Linked DNA regions of Homo sapiens: region 1 is linked to region 2. Evidence: chromatin loops called from intact Hi-C (ENCODE). Cell type or tissue: heart right ventricle. All regions are shown on one strand. Links, peaks and the distances in the headings refer to the core of each region. The heading gives the core; the rest is flanking DNA.

The links. A loop is a pair of places that touch in the nucleus more often than their neighbours do. Peaks named below come from ENCODE experiments on the same cell type or tissue, not always from the same donor. Only the 100,000 strongest peaks of a DNase experiment are listed, where the experiment ranks them.
Region 1: a loop joins it to region 2, with 4 times the contacts of the local background. A loop is called at or near these places in 14 of 110 quality-filtered maps.

What each region holds. Positions count from the first base shown.
Region 1 is chr15:98,876,855-98,887,681 of GRCh38, forward strand. The region is part of intron 2 of IGF1R (insulin like growth factor 1 receptor); the gene reads left to right. Among named protein-coding and RNA genes, the nearest start is that of MIR4714, 98 kb to the left of the region's middle. RefSeq lists enhancers at 6,981-7,573, 7,574-8,166. In heart right ventricle, for the core only: CTCF peaks have their summits at 4,973 (motif pointing left) and 5,172; no DNase peak of the experiment used is centred there; H3K27ac peaks cover 2,121 bases.
Region 2 is chr15:99,052,510-99,063,336 of GRCh38, forward strand. No RefSeq gene overlaps it. Among named protein-coding and RNA genes, the nearest start is that of LUNAR1, 43 kb to the left of the region's middle. RefSeq lists enhancers at 5,319-5,920, 5,921-6,520 and silencers at 6,538-6,707, 6,818-6,867. In heart right ventricle, for the core only: a CTCF peak has its summit at 6,609 (motif pointing left); DNase peaks (open chromatin) are centred at 4,662, 5,392, 6,682, 7,812 and 1 weaker place; H3K4me3 peaks cover 1,542 bases; H3K27ac peaks cover 3,547 bases.

The DNA.
Region 1 (10,827 bases), core at 2,892-7,891, 180 kb before region 2:
TAAGAGTTTACTTTGAAAGTCTAGTTGATCTTTTGTGATTTCTGCACAATGTAAAAGGTACTTTAACTTCAGGAGATAGGGCCAGCAATCAGATTTGATGATGGAAAAGAGTAGTGTAGCATTTAAGCATAATGTATACTCTATAATAAATGTTTACAAGTCCAAAAGTGTGCCATCAGAAAGTAACCAGATCAAAGGAGAGGTGACCAGAGAAGCTGGAAAGATAAGAAATAAACAAGTTTCAAGGTTACTGATCTGTAGCTGTTGCTGTCCATGCTTCTTGGCAGCTTTAATTATGACAGGGAGAGGGACCCAGAGGGAGAGAGAGAGACTGACTTACACATAAAGGCATTTTATCACAAAGCCATCTAAAACAAAAGTGTTAAAGGCACAATGCTGTGTTTAAAAAGCATGTACTTCTTTAAGAGCTCAAATTTAAATATATAATACAAACTTAAGATCCAAGGAAGAAAATGGACCCAGGACACGAAGAGAAGTTAACGCCACAGGTAATGCAGATGGCCAAGAGATGTGTGAAAAAGATAATCCAGCCTCACCAACAGCCACAGAATTGAAATGAGATACCTGTTTCTGCTTCTGGCATTGGGAAAGAAAGAAAAATGGCACTAGCAGCCTTTTTTTTTTTTTTTTTTTTTTTTCCCCAAAAAATTTGCTACTCTTGAGGTTCTGTCAAAGAATGTGCTGTGGCCTCTAGAAGCATTTTTAAAAAGAGACTTTCACAAGTGATTGTGCAAAATTGTGAGGTCACTGAATAGGTGTGTATCCTCCTAAGGAGGTAGCGTTGGAGGAGCTGTTCTTGTTCAATTTACTCAGCACCTGTGAAGAGGCTTCACTGTGATTTGCCTGTACAGGTGTGCAGGTAAAAATCTAAGTTCCACAGGTAGTGCAAAAAAATCTACCTCCCTAGGTACCTCGTACATTTATCACAGTTTCCTGGTAAACAGTTCTGCTGTTGTTGACAAAATTTTATCAGAAACATTGCATACTCTTCTCTAAATAGTAGTTTCCCTACAAGTGGCTGTCTTCAGTTTAGTCGTTTAAGTTATGTTGACATAAATGATTATGTGTGTGGCAGGGGCTTTTGCGTAGGTTGTTGAAACATTGCACCTTTTGGACTAACAGTTTTTACCAAAATAGGCAGAAGTGACATTTGCAGCCACAGCTGTGTGGCATTGAGCGTCTAAGGTATGTGTAATAGGCAGTGTATCGGTAGCATTGATACCTTGGTCAACACCAGTAAGCCATGTAATTGCCCAGAAGTGGGCTCTAACACTAGTTTTAGGAGATGCAGCCAAAACGACAAAGCTGGAGGCCTCTCCCTCTGAGCTTGGCCTCCACTTGGTCAAAACAGTCCCCAGTTTGTCCCTACGGGACACAGGCCTGCCTTGTTAGGAAATCAGCAACATTTAGGAGCCCACAATACCTCACATAACTCTGTGTACAGTAACAGAGAATGGAAATAGGGCTGTAAGCATGAACAACCAGTCAAGTTACAAATATAGAATACTCTCTCAATTCCACTTTAGTTAGTCATGGAGGGACAGTGTGAGTTTTATAAACTTATAAGGAATATACAAACAGTTCCAAATTTAAAATAACTTGAAGTAACTTTTAAGTGTGTGAAAAGAATATTTTTTTCCACCCTGTCCATTTAAGCATCTGTGACAGGCAGTATTAAGTGATGGGTGTCTTTACGTACACATGCCTGTTGCTCACAGTACTGGGGAAGAGTTGCAAAATAGTCACCCATTCTGCAGTGATTTCTCTCTTCTTATTTGTGAAAGACTCAAAAAAAAAAAAAAAAAAAAAAAAAAAAAAAACAACAACAAAAAAAAGGCCAGGCACGGTGGCTCAGACCTATAATCCCAGCACCTTGGGAGGCCAAGTCAGGTGGATCACAAGGTCAGGAGAGCGAGACCATCCTGGCTAACACGGTGAAACCAACCCCGTCTCTACTAAAAATACAAAAAATTAGCTGGGCGTGGTGGTGGGCGCCTATAATCCCAGCTACTCGGGAAGCTGAGGCAGGAGAATTGCTTGAACCCGGGAGGTGGAGGTTGCAGTGAGCCGAAATTGTGCCATTGCACTCTAGCCTGGGCGCCAGAGCAAGACTCTGACTCAAAGAAAAAAAAAATAGGGGGGATGTGGGTTGTGAGAGCGACACTGTGTGTCCATGCGTGAAGAAACCCGGCTCATGATGACCTCGCCCCAGAACGCCGAAGCAGGGCCGGTCCAGCCTGGATTTCACAGTGTTCTTCATTGCCTTTGTCCTTGATTTTTTGTCGTTACCATTATAACTTATCTCTCTTTCCCAAATGTATAAGTAGGCTTTGAATATGAGTTTAAAAGAAAGAATTCGGGGATGATTTCAGAGTACACTAGAATATTTTTTAAAAGAATATTTTATAAAAATACAGTGATAGTAAAAGAAGTAGAAGGCCAAATTCCGCCCCCAGCCCCTTCTTAATATTGGACTTTATTCCTTTGCTTTTTTCCCTTGCTGCCATCTAAGGAGGCTTTCTGTGCTATAGCATCCAGTTCCTCTGCCAGGCATTTCTGTAAAGATGAGGCACCTTCCACTGTTTTATTCTCCATCATTAGAGCACGTGTCCTGCTGACTCGGAGCAGAGGGGAGGCACACGGGGGTGAACATTCCCTGACAGATTGGATGTCTCTTAACTCTTTTTTCCTGGTATCAAAGAATGGCACAATTTAGTTGATTTGATAGCGTTACCAAATCGTTTTTCCTTTAGAATGAATCTAGAATGCAGATAGATTCTGAGGTCCAGATGGGCCTCTCTCCACCAACCTGTGACCAGTGTACCTGTGATTTTATCACTGCACATTCATAGAAAGGTTACAGGGCTAATCTTCCCGTGATATGAATCATGAAAGTCAAAATTTATGAATGAAAATAAAAAGGAATGAAGTACTGATATATGCCACACCAGAGATAAATATTGAAAACATTACCTATGCTAAGTAAAAGAAGCCAGTCACAAAAGACACTACCTATTGTCTGATTCCATTCATGTAAAATATCCAGAATAGGCAAATCTATAGCGACGAAAAGTGTAATAGTGATTGCCTGGGAAAGGGGCGTGGGAAGCATGGCTAACGGGTATTGGGTTTTTCTTTGGGGTGATGAAAATATTGTTAAGATTAATTGTGGTGGTGTTTGTACAACTCTCTAAATATACTAAAAGCTACCAAATTGTACACTCTAAATGGGTGAGTTATAGGGTATGTGAATTAGATCTCAATAAAGCTATTGTAAAAAATGTGTGAAGGAAGGGGAAGCATCCTATAACCTATACCATCCCAACAGCCCAGCTAGAGGACGATTCCTGAGCCTCCTTCTCAGCCTTTGTGTTAATTCTTTGCATTGATGACTTCTCTCTCTTTACCCTTACTAATTAGCTCTCAAAACCTCTATTTAATAATGATGCTATTTATAACTTTCCTCCTTCTGGTTTCTTGCTTGCCCTTTTTGTGGTGTTTGCTTGTTTTTCTTTTTTCTCAATACTCTGCCCAGCGTTGCGTGTTGGTTCCGGAGACTTAAGTGATCCAGTGGGCACTGTCAGGCAATTATTTCTTTTGCTCATTAATTAAGTGTTCACAGATACATTCAGCAGCCAAACCTTGTGGCATGCCTTCTGTCCCAGACAGTGAGAATCTACTTGGAACTTGGATATTTCTGTGAGCCTTGATTATATACACCACCAAGGGGATGGCATAGAACTAAGTTTTTTCTTCTTCTCCACAACAGACTTTGTTCTTTAATTTCACAAGCTTGACATAGCCTATAAGACATCATAGTGGTACCATAGACAGTTTTCCCTTGATGCCCATGGGGGATTTGTTCTGGGACCTCCCACAGATACCAAAATCCACAGGTTTATCAGCAAGGGTCACTGCTCAATTGCAACAACTGAAGCAGAAGCTCCTCTCATCAGAGGCAGTTACTGCAGCATGTTCTGTAGGGCAAATATAACCATATGTAAGTGACTGTGCTATCAGGAGACAGAACAACAAGACCCAGAAAGACTCAGTGACCCACAGAGCCAGTTCCACCCAAACAAGTCTTAGTAATGAGATTAGATAATGAGAGTGTATTTTCTTCATCAATTCATGTAGCTCAGCAAGGCTGGAAACTGCTTGCACACTTCTGCAGAGAAAAAAAAAAGTTCCATTTGCTGGAACTCAATAAATAAAGAAGGCCTTAGTGGGTACGTGTTATCTCCTTAGCATCACCTGGATGCCTGACCCTTTTCCAGAGTGTCATGTTGCCTGGGTTTTGTCCTTCAGTCTAAGTGATACACCTCTTAGTGTGGCGGAGAAAAGGGTGCTGTATTTCTTCCTGATGGATACATGCTTAAATGGAAAAGTAGCATGAGATGAACTCCCATAGCCCCTTCCTTTTATTATTTTTAAAATATTCATTCATTTATTTATTTATTTTTGAGATGGAGTCTCACTCTGTCACCCAGGCTGGAGCGCAGTGGCGCGATCTCAGCTCACTGCAACCTCCGCCTCCCGGGTTCAAGCAATTCTCCTGCCTCGGCCTCCCGAGTAGCTAGGACTACAGGTGTGCCCACCACCACACCTAGCTAATTTTTGTATTTTTAGTAGAGATCGGCTTTCACCATGTTGACCAGGCTGGTCTTGAACTCTTGACCTCAGGTGATCCACCCGTCTCGGCCTTCCAAAGTGCTGGGATTACAGGCGTGAGCCACTGTGCCTGGCCGGCCCTTCCTTTTAGACAATAGAAACATGCTGCAACCACATACCACCATAAACACGGTGGGGGAAGAGGCTGCAATCAACAGTCAGGAGGATCTGGGTTCCAAGCCCAGGTTTGCAGTGTAACAGCTGTGTGCTCTTGGTGTGAACATTTGGTCATGTACAAATGAGGATAATGATACTGCCCCCTTGTGATCATTAGGGGGATTAAATTAAATGCAGAAATATATGTGAGATGCTTAATGTGTTGTAAGGCGCATGGAATATATTTAGTGAATATTAACTGTATATTAATACAAAGTCCTGTATTCAGAATCTCCAGTATAAATTACATTTATATAGTAGAGATATGAATAGTTTTTGTGAACAAGAAGACCTGGAACTTCAGGTGACTAGAAGCTCAGAGTGAGCCAGCTATGTTTGATGATAGTTATTCTTAAGATCACACAGAGAAACGGCAAGCAAGCTGCTTTGGGCAAAAAAGAGCATTTCTACACTGTTCAGACTGCCTCTGTACTGTTAGAATAGGTCTAGGGCGTGTTGCGTGAGTGGTGACTGAGTAAGATGTTCAGAGGGAAGCCGTGACCGTCATCTTGGAATATTGTTTGAAAGTCTGACCTGTACAAAGCAGCACTCACTTCCCCTGCGTGTCAGACACCTGCATGAGGGCTGGGGAGGGTCCAGTACAGGAAAGCGCATTTTTAATATGTGTATGGAGGAAGTTCGTCAAGATGGGTGCCATCTGGCAGTGGAGTAGCACTTCCTGGAAAGTAATGAGCTCCCTTGGACTTTGTTTGAAGAGTCACCCAGGTTTTTGTAAAGAAGTGTTTCAGATCAGTATGCAATGGATGACTGTAAATTTCTCTTCAGATCTAAGAATCTGTGATTGGATGAAAGGGAGAAAGGACTGCATAAGTGCTTGTTGCTTGTAAACTGGGCCAGGTGGATGTCATGGCCCTAGGAGCTTCTTGCCTGCCTTTGCATGCCATAAAGCAGTCCTGCAACCCAGTGTCACCTCAGAGGGATGGGAATGTAGAAGAAGAGAGTGAATAGGGACAGTGATGAGGGGTGAAAATATGTAACTCCTTGCCCCTTCTGTATACCCTAGTACATTAGGAAGTTCACCCTTGTCTAGGCTTCCTGTTAGGAAGACAGCAGACTCAAAATGGAGTCTCAACCCCTTTCAAAGACTGCAAGATCTCCTTGTACACACTGGACTTGGGAGAAAATGAGAGCTTTCAGGCCTGCTATCTTAACAGGTTCAGAAAGGTGTGGTCCAGCCCCCTGACTAACCAGCCCTGCTGTGCACACTGAGAATTCTGCTCAGGTGTACCTTTCTGTGTGCTCCTGGGTGCACCCCCAAAGTGCTGGTTCTCTTGAAAACCTTTTTATTTAGGTTCAGACAGACAAACTGTGGTATCTTCCATTCTGACCATAAAGTGTTTCTTCTGGGTCTAACTACTATAGTGGGATATTTTCTCTAGAACAAGAGGTTGTTTCTTTTTGGCATTGAGAAATGTTGCCGATGTGATTTTCTTTTGTGAACGTTTAAGACACAGCGCTTGCCACTTGAACTTTCTTTTGCCGTGCGTAGCTGATTCCACATAATGGCTGCAGCTCCAGGCAGAAACCTGTTTGGAAGTTGTTTTAAACTCTTCCTGGAATCTCTAGGCAGTGGCTCAGTGGGGTTTTTTTCCAACCATTCCTTAGGATGACCAGAAGCTTGACAGAATCCTCTTGTCTTCATTTTGAGAAAATATGTCTTTACTGTGTGTATGTGCAGCATTTGGTTTTACCTCGTGGGTCTAAGCATTTTCAACTAAGCTTCCTTTTCCAACCTAGCAGACTTGTTTAAAGAACTTCAAACTAATAGCCAAGCTGTAATACGGTGGCTCTCTCAGCCTGAGAAGCCTGTGCTCACCGTCACTCTCTTCTTCCCTGGGGTGATAGGGATGGGGAGTAGTGTGTGTGAGAGGACAGAAGCGAGGATTGATTGAAGATTATTTTACGAGGCGAGAGCATGGTGGCACACCTGTCAGCTGAGTGGACTCAGCGCCTGCCCCGGCTAGGCTGTCCTCCTCCTGTGCCAGCCGTGGGTTCCCTGAGTCCCTCTGCAGTCATTCATGGGTGCTGAAAATAAAGATACCCTTTCTGTCGAAAGTGTTCGCCGGGCTGCCTCTGCCTCCCTGGAAAAGCAGCAGGGCACACAGGCTTCCTAGGCAGCCCCTGAGGGAGGGGCTCTTTTTATTGTCACTCTGGTTAGTTTGAAGACCAGACAGAAGGCAGCAAAAACCAACCCTTTGTTGAAAACTCTTTGCCTTTAGGCCCTTGGTACCATGTTCATGAGGCTCCAGATAATTCCACAAATACATTATTATTGTTACCTAGACTTGGGGACAGAGAAGGGTGAAACATGGGTCTGGGAATTCACAGATGAATATACTGTAATCCCCTCGAGCACATTTCTTTTAAAGGAATGGGGGTATTCTAAAGGAGTGAACACTCCACTGGGGGGCTGCTAGGCCCCTGTGAACGGTGGCAGCCTTGGCCACGGTGTGTGCTGTGATCTCTCCTGGGTCCCCCGGGCATCCTCAGACCTCCCCCACACCCAACCCACAGTCCCTTCTCCATCCATCTGCTGACCACACCCCAGGATGTTTCCAGCTCAGATCACGCCTGATTGCATCCACACAAACTGCACGCCAGGCATTTCCGTTTGGATGTGTACACAAAAACAACACGTCCCAGACTGAGCTGATCTTTCTGTACCCCTCAAAAGAAAAGTTCTGTACCCGGCCAGGCCTGGTGGCTCACACCTGTAATCCCAGCACTTTGGGAGGCCAAGGCAGGAGGATCACGAGGTCAGGAGATTGAGACCATCCTGGGTAACACGGTGAAACCCTGTCTCTGCTAAAAATACAAAAAATTAGCTGGGCATGGTGGCGGGCGCCTGTAGTCCCAGCTACAGGAGAATGGCAAGAATCCGGAAGGCAAAGCTGGAGCTTGCAGTGAGCTGAGATTGAGCCACTGCACTCCAGCCTGGTGACAGAGTGACACTCCGTCTCAAAAAAAAAAAAAAAAAAAAAGAAATTCTGTACCCTTCCAGATGGTCCTGGACATATCTTGAATCTACCCTGCTTTTCCTCATCTGCACTGCTGTCCTCTTGATCTGGGCTACTGAGGCTAGAATGCACATCTGATCATGTGCCTCCTGCTTAAAATAGTATTTTTCCTCTTAAGAGTAGTCCAAACTCCTATTGCTGGATTAAAAGGCTGTTCCAGGCTCTCCCTACCTCAGGGCACACCATCTTTCCTCCCAGTCTCCCCTCCCCTCTGTCTCCAGTGCTTCCATCCTTCAGTCATGCTGAGGTTGTCTTTGTTACCTTTGCTTCTCTTGGCCCGCACTCTCTGTTGGCTCTGCCAGCATCCCTATGCACCTGCTAGCTCCTACTCACTTGTCCAGCTTTGGCCTGGAAGTCCCTTCCCCTGGCAGGCAGCCCTAAGCTACCCTTTGCTTGCTACTGGCTCATATTCTCACTGCTTGTCCTCAGGCTGTGAGCCCTGGGAGGGCTGGGCTGAGTCCCCGAACCTGCCACGTCTATAGGGTGTAACCTACCTGAGGCCTGACTGCTAAAATCAAAAGAAGCCTTTCTCATTTGCTTAGCTGAGCTAAGTCCTTTCTGGAGAAGAATGCCCACGTCCTGGGTGGACTTCTGTTCGGCCTGGGGCAGGACGCTGCATGTCAGTTCACCTAGAGCCCCTCGCTTGCCCTCACCCCTCTCCCTTTCCTTCTCCTCCCCGTGTTGTCTCATGGTCAGTTCCTCTCCTGGCAAGGCAAGAGAATCATAAAATCTCTTTGGACCATGTGTCTCTCTGATGCACTTTGGAGGTTGAAGCTCACTTTCGTGAAGTTAGGAGCGGTTAATCCTCCTGCACGAGGATGCATGCCTGCTAGGGAAAGCCTCCCTGCGTTTATATGGAACAGTGGTGTGTACCTTAGGGCAACCCAGAAACAGCTGAGATGGCCCTAAACTCTTCCGTATTTTGATTCAGAAGCTTTACCTTATTTGAACATCTGCAGAATAAGTTCTTTCCTTTAGAAATGATTGGGGATAAAATTGTTTGCATTATGAAATATTGTATGGCCAGGTGGCCCCTCTTTCATGTTTTGTTCCTTGTGAAGAGGTTGAGTCTCCTATTTTTTTTTTTTTTTTGGAGATAGAGTTTTGTTCTTGTCCCTCAGGCTGGAGTAAAATGGTGCAATCTTGGCTCACTGCAACCTCCGCCTCCTGGGTTCAAACGATTCTCCTGCCTCAGCCTCCCAAGTAGCTGGGATCACAGGCACGTGCCACCACACCTGGCTAATTTTTGTATTTTTAGTAAGAGATGGGGTTTCGCCATGTTGGGCAGGCTGGTCTTGAACTCCTGACCTCAGTTGATCTGCCCGCCTCGGCCTCCCAAAGTGCTGGGATCACAGGCGTGAGCCACCACGCCCAGCCTATGGTATGCTTTTAAAAATGGTTTCTCTGCACTAATGATTATTTAAAAAAAAAACTCTGGCAAGAACAAAAACAAATGGTTTTTTAAAAACTCTAGAAATAATTTGATACATTCGAGGACTCTGGAGAGGGAGAGAGTTAAAGGCTGATGTGTGTGACTCTTTTTCCTCTCCCCCCAAGGAAAAAAAATGAAGAGAAGGAGCTTTTAAGTGCAGTGCCTCGTTTTTATGTGATTGCAAACCTGAACCAATCCTTTTAGTGGTGGATGTGGGACATGTTAGCTTTTCCAACAGTTTAGATGGGCCTTTGTTTTTATTGTTGGTCACTGTAAGAATTCCAAGGAATAGAAGGATCTCATGGGCAAAATCAGTTTGCTTTTTTCTCTGTATATTTGTTAGTTTATAGCAGCTTCTATTTTCCTCCTATTTTTAAAAGCTGAAATGCCTTTAATCGCACTCAGTGTGTTTATTCATGGAAGCCAGAGAAGAGGGTCCCTTCCTTTCCCCCATAGCGCCGTAATTGGAAATTTGGTAGTACTAGGTGAAATTCTCAGTTTTGGCGCTCGCATGGAACAGCCATCCATCTGCTGGCGAGACACACTGCCCGGGGCTTTTCAAGAAATCCCTTAATGGTCCTGAACACTAATAATATTTATATACATTGAGATGAGACAAAATTTACAGCGGGCTCTGGGGCTGGCTCCAGGACTCTCTAATCCCACACTTGCTCACGTTCTCTTGCTTGCCTCCTAGAATCCTTTCAGGTTGTGCTTCAGTGAGGGGAGCATGGTGTCCGTCTCTGCAGCAATGCTTATTTATGCAGTTCGTCCTCTAACAAACAGAGCAACTTTCCTTTTGACCTTCCCCTCTTCTCCCCATCACATTCCATTGCTGCCCCCGCATAGAGCATGTGCTTATGCATAGTTTGCATCATTTAACACGAAGGAACCCCTTGATTTGTGATCCCTTTAAGAAGTTGCTCTGTATATAAAGAAAATGATTTTTCCTGGTTGGTTTTACTGAAGTTCCTTCAGAAATAGCTCCCACCACCGAAACACACCTGACTTCCCCAGCCTGTGTATCGGTTGTGGCACGGACTGACTGACTGGATGGTATAATTTCACTCACTCCTTTGGGAAGTTTCGGGGGACTACTGCTCAGATGTGTGGGAAATGCGGAATATATCTACAGGTACTTTGTCAGTTTTTTTTTTTCTTTTCTTTCTCATCCTGGAAAATCCCGGCATTGATATTTAGGTATAACTATTTGCAAGCAAGTGCAGAGGGACATTTTTCTGTTCTTTTCAACGTTCTTATTACTACTGCATTAATAGCTACTTGATCTTAATGTCTATTACACATCATTTTATATAATGTTTTCTTTAAATTGTCAGGGAAAGGGATTCTGCAAGTAGATGTTGGTCCCCCCAGTTAGTGTCTGATGATGATGGTAAGATTCTCAGAGTTTCCTTCCTCTAATGACAAAGCATGGTGATGGTGATGTCTGAAGAGCAGCCTCGGTGCTCCAAGATGGGTGTATGCTTAATACTGCTGGCACACGCCTGA
Region 2 (10,827 bases), core at 3,750-8,749:
TTAAATGAAATCGTATACAAAAGAATTTAGTAGATGGTGAATGCTCAATACAGTCACGTGCTACATAACTTGTTAGTCAAGGATGGACTGCCTACAGGACGGTGACCCCATAAGATTATAATACATGCAGGCCAGGCGCGGCGGCTCACGCCTGTAATCCCAACACTTTGGGAGGCCCAGGAGGGCAGATCACTTGAGGTCAGGAGTTCAAGACCAGCCTGGACAATATGGTGAAACCCTGTCTCTACTGAAAATACAAAATTTAGCTGGGCATGGTGGCTGGCGCCTGTAATCCCAGCTAGTCGGGAGGCTGAGGTAGGAGAATCGCTTGAACTTGGGAGCAGAGGTTGCATGAGCCAAGATCACACCATTGCACTTCAGCCTGTGTGACAAGAGTGAAGTTGCATGAGCCAAGATCACACCATTGCACTTCACTGCAGCCTGTGTGACAAGAGTGAAACTCGGTCTCAACAACAAAAAAGATTATAATACATGTTATTATGCACTTGTCAAAACCCACGGAACTATATGACACAAAGAGTGAACCTCAGTGTAAATTCTGGGTTATAGTTGACAACAATGTATCAGTGTTGGCTCACTGATTGTAAGAAATGTACCACATGTAAGAATTTCATAGGATAAACCACGGTGGGGCGGGTGAGAGAGCAGTGGATGGGTGTATGGAATTCTATGTCTTTTTGCTCAATTATTCTGTAAATCTAAAACCGTACTATAATAAAGCTTATTAATTGTTTTTAGAAAGATTATAATGCTGTATTTTTACTCCGCCTTTTCTATGTTTGTTTAGATATACAAACACTTACCACTGTATTACAATTACCTACAGCATTCGGGACAGTAACATGCTGTACGGGTTTGTAGCTTCAGAGCAATGGGCTATATCATACAGCCTAGGGGTGTACTAGGCTATGTAGGTTTGTGTAAGTAGACTTTATAATCTTCATACGACAATGAAATCACCTTATGACAAATTTCTCAGAGCGTATCCCTGTTGTTAAGCAATGCATGACTGTAGCTGGTAACTGTCGTTACCATCCTCAGGTCCAAAATAGACCTGCACAGCAGGGCACCCGAGGAGCACACGGATAATGCCTGGAGGCAGAGAATCAGGAGACAAGTGGGAGGAGGTTGACACATTCCGGAGATGCAGACATCTGTGTAGGGTCAGTTTTTACCTGCCCTCTGTTCATGTGTGGGACGTGACATTGAAGTGTTCCTGGACAAATGGACAGCCGGCATTGACATCAAGGGCAACTGCACCGTGACTGCTCTCTGAATGGGGATGCAGAGTCTCCATCCCGGAGACTGGGATAGTGCAGGATGGGGCGTGGCATGTAAAAGGCTCAGAGGGGAGACCCAAGTGTTGGGAGACTCCCCAGGCACAAGGTGGGAGGCTTGCCCACTTTCCAACACCCTCAGCCTTGCAATGTGGAGTGTGCCTCAGTAGCCTCTCCCTCAGCTCAGGGCACGTTTAATGGCAGGAAAGCAGCACCTTAGTGTTTGTCCAGTGACTGTTCTCAAGCTTAACTATTAGAGAAGTGACCAAAGGTCCGTGACATCTAATAATTTGCCAATTTGCTCAGGCACTGGTTTAAATTGCATCAGATTGCTGTGAGGAACAGGTCATCACGCAGCTTGTGACCAAACCTAGTCAACAGCCCGGCATCCACCCTCAGTGTGGATTCGTAATGTTTTATTTATAGTTGTGTGCCCTGACTCTCATTAAGGGTCTACCGGGATCTTTAGTTCAGTAGGTTCAGTCAGACTTTACTGCATTTTTACATTTATTTATTATCATTATATAAAATATCACATATGTACAAACATGTACATTTATACTTATTTGTAATATTTACATTGTTAATGCACTTTGTTATGTATTCTGTTTATATTATTATGAATCATATTGTTAAAGCATTCTGCTACACTAGGACATTGAAGATTTCTAAAGTCCTTCACACCCAGTCTTTACGGATTTCAAGGTTTTTCTCTGTTATTTATTTATTTTTGAGACAGAGTCTCCCTCTGTCACCCAGACTGGAGTACAGTGGCTCCATCTCGGCTCACTGCAACCTCCACCTCCCAGGTTCGAGCAATTCTCCTGCCTCAGCCTCCTGAGTAGCTGGGATTACAGATGCCCGCCACCACGCCTGTCTAATTTTTGTATTTTTAGTAGAGATGGGGTTTCAACATGTTGGCCAGGCTGGTCTCGACCTCCTGACTTCAAGTGATCGGCCCACCTCGGCCTCCCAAAGTACTGGGATTACAGGCGTGAGGCACCACACCTGGCCCTTCTCTACTATTTAAAATGGGCTAGCCTGACCCAAAATGGGAGGAGTATGGGTCTCCTGTATAACCCAAAACGCTTCTAGTTACCCCTCCCCTGCCTGCTTGGTTTGTGAGTGCCGTTAGCAGCGGAATTGATCACTGATATAGTCTGGCTTTGTGTCCCCAGCCAAATCTCATGTCGAATTGTAATCCCCAATGTTGGAGGTGGGAGTCTGGTGGGAGGTGATTGCATCATGGGGGCGGATTTCCCTGTTGGTACTGTCATGGAGATAGTGAGTTCTTGTGAGATCTGGTTGTTGAAAAGCGTGTGGCGCCTCCCCTGCTCCTCTCTTCCTCATGATCTGGCCATGTGAGATGTTGGCTCCGCCTTTGCCTTCCACCATGATTGTAGGTTCCCTGAGGCCTCCCCAGAATCTGATGCCATGCTTCCTGTATAGCCTGCAGAACTGTGAGCCAATTAAACCCCTTTTCTTTATAAATCACCCAGTCTCAGGTATTTCTTTATAGCAATGAGAGAATGGACTAATAAATTCACCATTAAAGTTTTTTCTCTATTATCTTTTTTTTTTTTTTTTTTTTTTTCCTGAGGCAAGTCTCTGTCACCCAGGTTGGAGTGCAGTGGTGCAATCTGCAACTTCCGCCTCCTGGGTTCAAGCAATTCTCTCATCTCAGCCTCCCAAGTAGCTGGGATTACAGCCATGCACCACTATGCCCTGCTAATATTTGTATTTTAGTAGAGATGGGGTTTCACCACGTAGGCCAGGCTGGTCTCGAACTCCTGACCTTAAGTGACCCACCCACCTAAGCCTCACAAAGTGCTGGGATTACAGGCGTGAGCCACCTGTGCCTGGCGTTTTCTCTACTATCTTTCTGATCCATGGTGTACTTGGTAGGGTGTAGTGGACATCTGTCATATTTGCCTGCTCAGCATCCCTGACCTCTTTTAATAAAAGGAACCATGATTTCTTTTAGAGACCCAAGTCTCTAAGTTTTCTTAGGCCTGGCCAACAAGGGACAAAAAAAGGGTCACTGAAAGAGCCAACCTGAGAATAAAGCCAACAGGGAGGAAAACAGGGCTGAGATATGGAGAGGGCCAGTCCATATAATGTTGTTAATCTCCTGGATCAAGCTATGCCTGAAGCTGGACCTTTCCATTATCAGTTTCATGAGCCAATTAAACTTCTTTTTTGCTTAAATCAATCTGGGTTGGATGTCTGTCTTTTCCAGAAAACAGAAAGAGTCCTGACAAGCCTGGGCTTAAAAGGGCTGCCGTGGATTTAAGAAGACAATAGTTAGGCGACCCAAAGGTAGCTGCCGTCCACTGACATTATATCCACATGTGTAATTAGCCTTCTGTCACTGGCTTCTACATCTGGTTCAAAGACACATGGCTAACTGCCAGTTATTCACACTGAGGAGTCAGTTTTAATTCCTCTCCATGAAGACCCTGCAGCTCACTTTACAGGACTGTGTATTTATTCTTTCTTCCTAGGTTGCCCGTAACTGCAAAGCCACACACTTCGGAGCCAGATGGATCCTGGCCCTGCTGTATACTAACGGTGTGACATTGGATAATTTACTTAGCCTGATTCTGAGTTCCTTGTATATGCAATAATTTTGTCTACATTCTAGGTTTCCATAAAGATTCAAATGTATATGTAAAGAGCCTTAGTTTGTAGCATATAGCTGACCCATCAAAAGAAGTGGCTGATTATACTACTGGCCACATGACTGAGCCCTCTCTTAAGTGCTAGGCCCTGTGCTAAGGGCTTTACAGGCATTATTTCATGTAACCCTCTGAACTGCCCTGGGAGGTATGCCCTCCTGTGCTCCTCAGGGGGCAGGTACTGTGTTAAGTCCTTCGCATATGAAGATATCATTAAATTCTCACAACAGTGGGAGCACAAAGATTTTAAGGAGTGTGACCAAGGCTGTGCAGCTCTGTTCCCTATGACTTTGCTCCATTGCTGGGCACCACTGCCCCTCCAAACAGGGCAGTCCCTGAGATGATGGTGGGACAGTGTGACATTCCTTTGGCTCCATCTGCCTCAAGGCATAAATGGAGAGCAGAATCCAGGCAATGGAATGGAACCATATCTCCATTTGGGAGTAGTTTCATGGTGAGGAGAACCTCAGGAAGAAGTGAAGAGCCAAGGCAGGCGTTAGGGACCCCCGGGCTCCAGCCTGCCAGAGCATCTGGAAGGGAAAAGGCAGCAGCCATGCTGCTACATTCCTGATCCTGCTAAGGACTCTTACTGGCTCCTGGGATGGGGACCTGGGCTCTGGGATGTCAGGGCAAACCCGGATGGGGTTGCCCCCAACTGGAAGTGACTGCTGGTTCTCATGGAAGCTGGTGCCTGGGATCAGCACCAAGGAGAGTGAGCCTACCTCCTGGCCTGTCAGCTAGGAAGTGCCAAGCAAGGGACCAGCAACAAAAGGTGCAGTCCTGAGCAAGACACGAGAGCGGTGGGAAAGGCCTGGGTTTTTCCACTAGGGGATAGGAGGCCTTACTGGAGCTGATCAACTGGTTCATACTGTGGAGTTGACTGTAACCAGTACAACAATGCTGGAAAGTAAAAGCTACAAGATATTCTCGCTGTCCTTTTCCCACAGAAATATACTATGTATCAAGCTAAGTAAATGTCTGGAAACCTGGAAACCCCCCAAAACTGGTAGAAGCAGTTTCTTTTCTTTATTCTTTTTCTTTTTTTTTTTTTTTAACTATTTCACACGCACACAAAAAAAAAAGAGCTAGAGAAAAACCATGTTTCTTGGATTTAATTTTGTTCACACAAATTTTCTTTTTTAAAAAAGAATAAACTGGAACCATCTAATCTAAGGTAAGCATGAAACTGTCTCAGTGACTCTTTTAAAAGTTGTCTGTAATTGTGTGACTTGGAAAATTAATTTCCTTCCAGATGAAGAAACCCGAGGCAGGTCTTATGAGTGACAATTATTAGTAACCACCTCAGGAAGCAGCTGGAACAATGAGAAGGGGCGGAGGACCGTGTGAGACCTGCAGGCAAACACAAGGGCTGCTTGCAACTTGCCTAAAATAGAAAATAGAAGTTAGCAACAGCTTCCCCGCCTGCCAGGCCCCTCTTTGGAAGGCTCTGTGCGGTAACAAGTACCATGGCAGGATGCTACCCAAGAGCCTCTCTGGAGATGGACAAGAACCCCTGGGGCAGTTGAGGCGAAACGAATGCCCCCTGGCTTCCTTCCCACCTCTGGGGCGCAGGTTCCCCACTAGAGTCACCTCCAGGTGCTGACGCCCTTTTGCTTCCTTCTGCTGAAAAAGTCAAACCAGTTACTGTTTTGATTCTTTTTTAAAGGTTTTAGAAGAATGACACATATTACACAAGCTTTATTTGGAGGAGTCATTGGCGAGGTAATGTGCTCTTAACCGTGGAACAAGCCTTGGCGCTGAAGCGTGAAGGACGCGGTTCGAATCCCAGCTTGGTCACCTTCGCCTTTTTGAGCTGCCCAGGATAATAAGAAGGTTGGGCAAGGCTCAGCCTGCACGTGGCTAGAAACATAATCCCAGCACTTTGGGAGGCCTAGGCGGGAGGATCACGAGGTCAAGAGATGGAGACCATCCTAGCCAACATGGGAAACCCCGTCTCTACGAAAAATACAAAAATGAGCTGGGCGTGGTGGCGCGTGCCTGTAGTCCCGGCCACTCGGGAGGCTAATCGGTTGAACCCGGGAGGCGGAGGTTGCAGTGAGCCGAGATCGCACCACCGCACTCCAGCCTGGGGGTCAGAGCGAGACTCCGCTACACATCACCAGGCTCACCTGAGAGGCTGGAAAAGCAGGGGCGGAGGGAGGAGTGGGGAAGAGAGGGAAGGGGGTGGGGAGCAAAGTACCCGAGCCGACACCGATCCCCAAACTGTACCTTTTCAATTATCTTAGTAACTTTCACCCCAATGGCACGGCTTATCTTAACACTGATTACCGCACCCCGCACCCCCCGCTATTCTCCCCCACTCCGCGCACTCCCAGATGCTTCACATGAAATCGACATGGCAAAGTCACAGCCTCGAACTGAAACGGTTTTCCAATTTTGGAAGCTTGACTGGCCATAAAAAGGTTTTGTTTTTTTCTTTTCTCTCTTCTTCCCTGCCCGTGACGCCGCCCCCTCCCCCGCCCTCCCTCCGCCCCCACCCCCACCCCCACCCCCTCCCCACGCTCAAGAGCGGATCCGCGCCGGCCGCGGCGGAACCTACGCGCCTGTTTTCCAGCGGCCGCTCCCCGGCGCTGCCCGGCGCCGCCCCCTGCCGGCGGGAGTCGGAGCTGCTCCCGCGTGCGCGCCGGCCGCGGCGGGCTGATGACCCAACGCCGCAGGCATCCGAGGATAACCTTTCCCTTTTCTTTCCAAGACCAAATAAGGGGGCTCTTCCCTCTGCGCGCCAGGCCCGCGGCAGTTAGGCCAAGGGGCGTGGAAAGGAGGATCCGGGAACGAGGCTGACAGTCGGCAACAACCGAGCACATTGTTCCCGCGGCGCCCGGCCTCCCCCTCCTCCCGCGGGCCCGGCCCGTGCCCACCCTGCAGCCCCAGGCGCGGGGAGCCAGGCGGGATCGGCGCGACCCCGGACCCCGTCGGCAGCTCCGCCAAGCCCTCCGGCCCCTCCCCCGAGAAGAAGTGAAGGGCGGGGTGCCCGCGGGCCCTCGCCCCGGTGCAGACCCTCCAGGCTCGCGGGGCAGCCGACCGGGGACCCCGGCGGGGGCCAGGCCCGACTGCCCAGCCTCGGAACCCTGGCATCGCCCCCGAGGGAGGGAGTCACTGGTGGCTGACAGTGTTTGGTAACCACAGAAACCGAGATCTGACCTATATTTTCGAACACGGCCTCAACTCTAGCTTTCCTTCTAGAAATCAAAGTGAGAGAATCTGACTTGCTGCTAATTTTCCTCCTGCTTTATATTCCAAAATGCCACCCGGAAGGCTAGGCAAGTCAGGAAACCTCGCTGGCGGTGTGGATGGCTGGTGAGGGTCCCCGGTGCTCCAGTTAGGAGGCAGGGGCTGTCCCCTCTGCAGCCTCCTGCCGGCCACAGCGTCCTCCTGCCCACCAGCGGCTGGTGCATTTCTGGAGGGCAATTGGATGATATTGATCAGGATTTAAAATAAGTGCATTGTTTGACGATTTCATTCCACTTCTCGGTGTTTATCCTAAGTAGGTGCTGGGAAGGGTGCACAAAGACAGACCTTCTAAGCACAGAGGATGGCCACAGTCCTGCTTAACAGTAACAGTAGTTGGCCTTAACTGAGCATTTACTAAGTGCTAGAAACTGTTCTAAACATTTTACAAATAGCTACTCACAACATCCCTATGCTGCGGGAACTGTATTATTTTTTATTTTTATTTTCTGTCGCCCAGGCTGGAGTGCAGTGGCGCCATCTCAGCTCACTGCAACCTCTGCCTCCCGAGTTCAAGCGATTCTCCTGATTCAGCCTCCCGAGTAGCTGGGACTACAGATGTGCGCCACCACGCCCGGTTAATTTTTTGTATTATTAGTAGAGACAGGGTTTCGCCATATTGGCCAGGCTGGTCTCGAACTCCTGACCTCATGATCCACCCGCCGCGGTCTCCCAAAGGGCTGGGATTCCAGGCGTGAGCCACCGTGCCTGGCCAGGGACTGTATTATTAATACAGCCAACCCTCCATATCTGTGGATTCAACCAACCATGCATGGAAAATATTCCAGAAAAAAAAATTCCGCCAAGTTCCAAAAAGCAAAACCCGAATTTGCCATGCGCCAATTACTACTACATTGAATCCACAAGAATGAAATGAAGTGTTGGCATTGTATGGGGTATTATAAGTAATCCAGAGAGATTTAAAGTGTACAGGAGGATGTGTGCAGGTTATATACAAATATCACACCATTTTATATAAGGAACTTGAGCATCTGTGGATTTTGGTATGGGGCTCCTGGAACCAATTCCCCACGCATACCGAGGGACAACCGCACCTCCATTTAATACATGAGGAAACTTCTCAGAGATGCTAGGTTTCTGCTGACCATCACCCAGCTGGGGAGTTGCACAGCCAGGAATGATGCCACGCTCTGAGGCTCCAGAGTCTGTGCCCTTGACCGCAACACTAAATGTTTATCAATGGGGATTTGATTAATTTAGAATACATCCGTATAATGGAGTATTTGCCGGCCGCTTAAATGGTGATGTAGATTGGGAATAATTGGCATGGAAAAATGTCCATGACATATTGTTGAGTGAAAACAGCTGGTTATACAAGAGTGTGCCTAACGGGATCCCGCGGTTGTGCAGAAGGGCGCTCATGGCTATGCTAACCATGGTCACCTTTGGGCAGTAGAATTTCAGGTGGCTAATTTTACAAGTATGTCGTCTTTGTTGTTGAACTCTTTTTTTTTCTTATTGTTAATCACAGTCCAGGCTGTGCTCAAATCCCACTTTCTTCACGTAAGCCTTTCCTGATCCCCAAAGTTGGAAGCTGCAGCTCCCCATGATTCTGACAAGTGGGAACTTGTATTGGAAGGTTATTCAGTGGCATGAGTGTGTACCTGTGTTGTCAGCTAAACTGTGAACTCGGAAGGGAGGCACAGACTGTTTCATCTTTTTCGGTATGCCCATTGTACATTGCATGGTACTTTACCCACTGCAGGATTCAAATATTTATCAGTAATTTGGTATAACCCAATGATGATGGAGCAATCCACAGAAAAATTAATTGCATAATTAGTTGTTTGAGAGCTGCTTCCATTAGCTAGGTGGTAAGTTCCTTGGGGACAGAGATGTACCTGTTCCTTTCCTGTCCTGGCACTAGGGCAGTGCCTGCACACAGTAGGTGCTCCATAAATGTTCGCTAAGTGACTAAGTCCAGGCTGCTCTGCCCCAAGCAGCCTTCCTTCTTGAGGAATCAAAATGAGAGCTTATTTGCTTTTCTCAGGGACCTCTGTCTGTCAAATGATTAGTCACCTATATGGACCAGACCCCTCAGCAGGAATTAGCTCTGATTAACATAGCAGAAAAGGGAAGCTCTTGGAATGGATGGGAAGGCAGGAGAAGAAGGCTTAGAAATTGGGCAGGAAATGAAGGAAGGAAGGCAAGAGGAAGACTTGGCCAAAGTCATGCCAGGGAGAGGCAGCTGACGCTGGCACCCTTGGGCACTGCCACCACCCGCACTAGATTCCCCCCTGCCCTGCCATGGCCAGCTGCCCCTGCAGTACATGGATTCTGTCTTGTTCCTGTGTCTTGGATCACTTGATTGAGAGTCAAGGCCTCAGAGGGAGGATCAGGTGGCTAAACCCAAGTGCTGTGCTGGGTGTTGGGCTGGGAAACGTTTAGCAGCTTGCTCACCAGTGGGAAAAGCCCGGATTTGCAGCATTTGCTGACTTCCATGGAGACATTCCCACCATGACTGATTTTTATTTGCCAACCATTTAACAACCAGCTCGAAGGATTCCTGAGAATGTAAAAGTTGGTGCTGGTGGGCTGGTGAGCTGTGCTCCAGCATACTCCTGTGTGTGCCCCATTGTCTGAGATTCCCACAGTAGGGAAAATCCCCTGGAAAGGAAGTGGGAAGGTTGCCAGGTAGCCCCGCAACACCAGTACATGTCCATATCTCAAAGCAATCCAGGGTATTGTGGCAGGGGCGCTATAACCCAAAGTGTGCTAGCCCTTCTACTTGTTAACAGGAGCTTTCAGAGATAATACCCAAAGGAAGGTGAACGATGAAATTTACGATTGTGGGGCAGGCCAGTGGGGCAGATGTTTGAAGGCAGAGGGGGATGAGGGAAAGATGTTTAGATCTGTACCCTTCAGATCTCAGTCAGTGTCCCTCCTATACTTGTAGCTCTCCAAGAACAAGGACCCAGCCCTGAATTATCCAATAAGTTGTCGGGAAACAGAGAAGCCTTCTCTAGGAGGGATTTACCTCGTTTCCCAGGTTTCAAGTCCAAGGACAAGAATAATTACAACAGTGGCTACTATTGTGTATAAAGAGCTTCCTGCATGTGCCAGGCATGTGTGAAGCACAGTCCTTCACCTAGGTAGCTTTTCTAAGGATAGGTCACTCATGGATAATCCCCCTGGGATTTGAGCCCAGGCTGTCTAATGGCCAAGCCATGTTCCTGATCACAAAGCCATCCTGACTTGGCCCATCTGTTGGTTGTCTCTGAATGAACCACAAGGCATGCCCACATTTTGGAAAATGGAAACCCATTCAAAACCCTGGAGCTCCCAGACACACATTAGATTAAAGAGACTGCAGAGACAATGTGGTCAAACTGATCCACACTGCCATCTGAGGTCTGCCCCTTGGCAGCTTCCTTCTATGTAAAAATGGATCCAGGGATGCCCAATGCCAGGGCTATGGTGGAGCCATGTTGGAGCACAGGACATCCGACACATCATAGGCTGTGAGTGTCATTATGCATTTTTAGAAGATTGTTTACTTAAGTCGAAATTACTACGGACATTTACTATTTTTGTTTTTAAAATCGTCTCTCAGACATCGCTTAGAGATATTCACACATCGA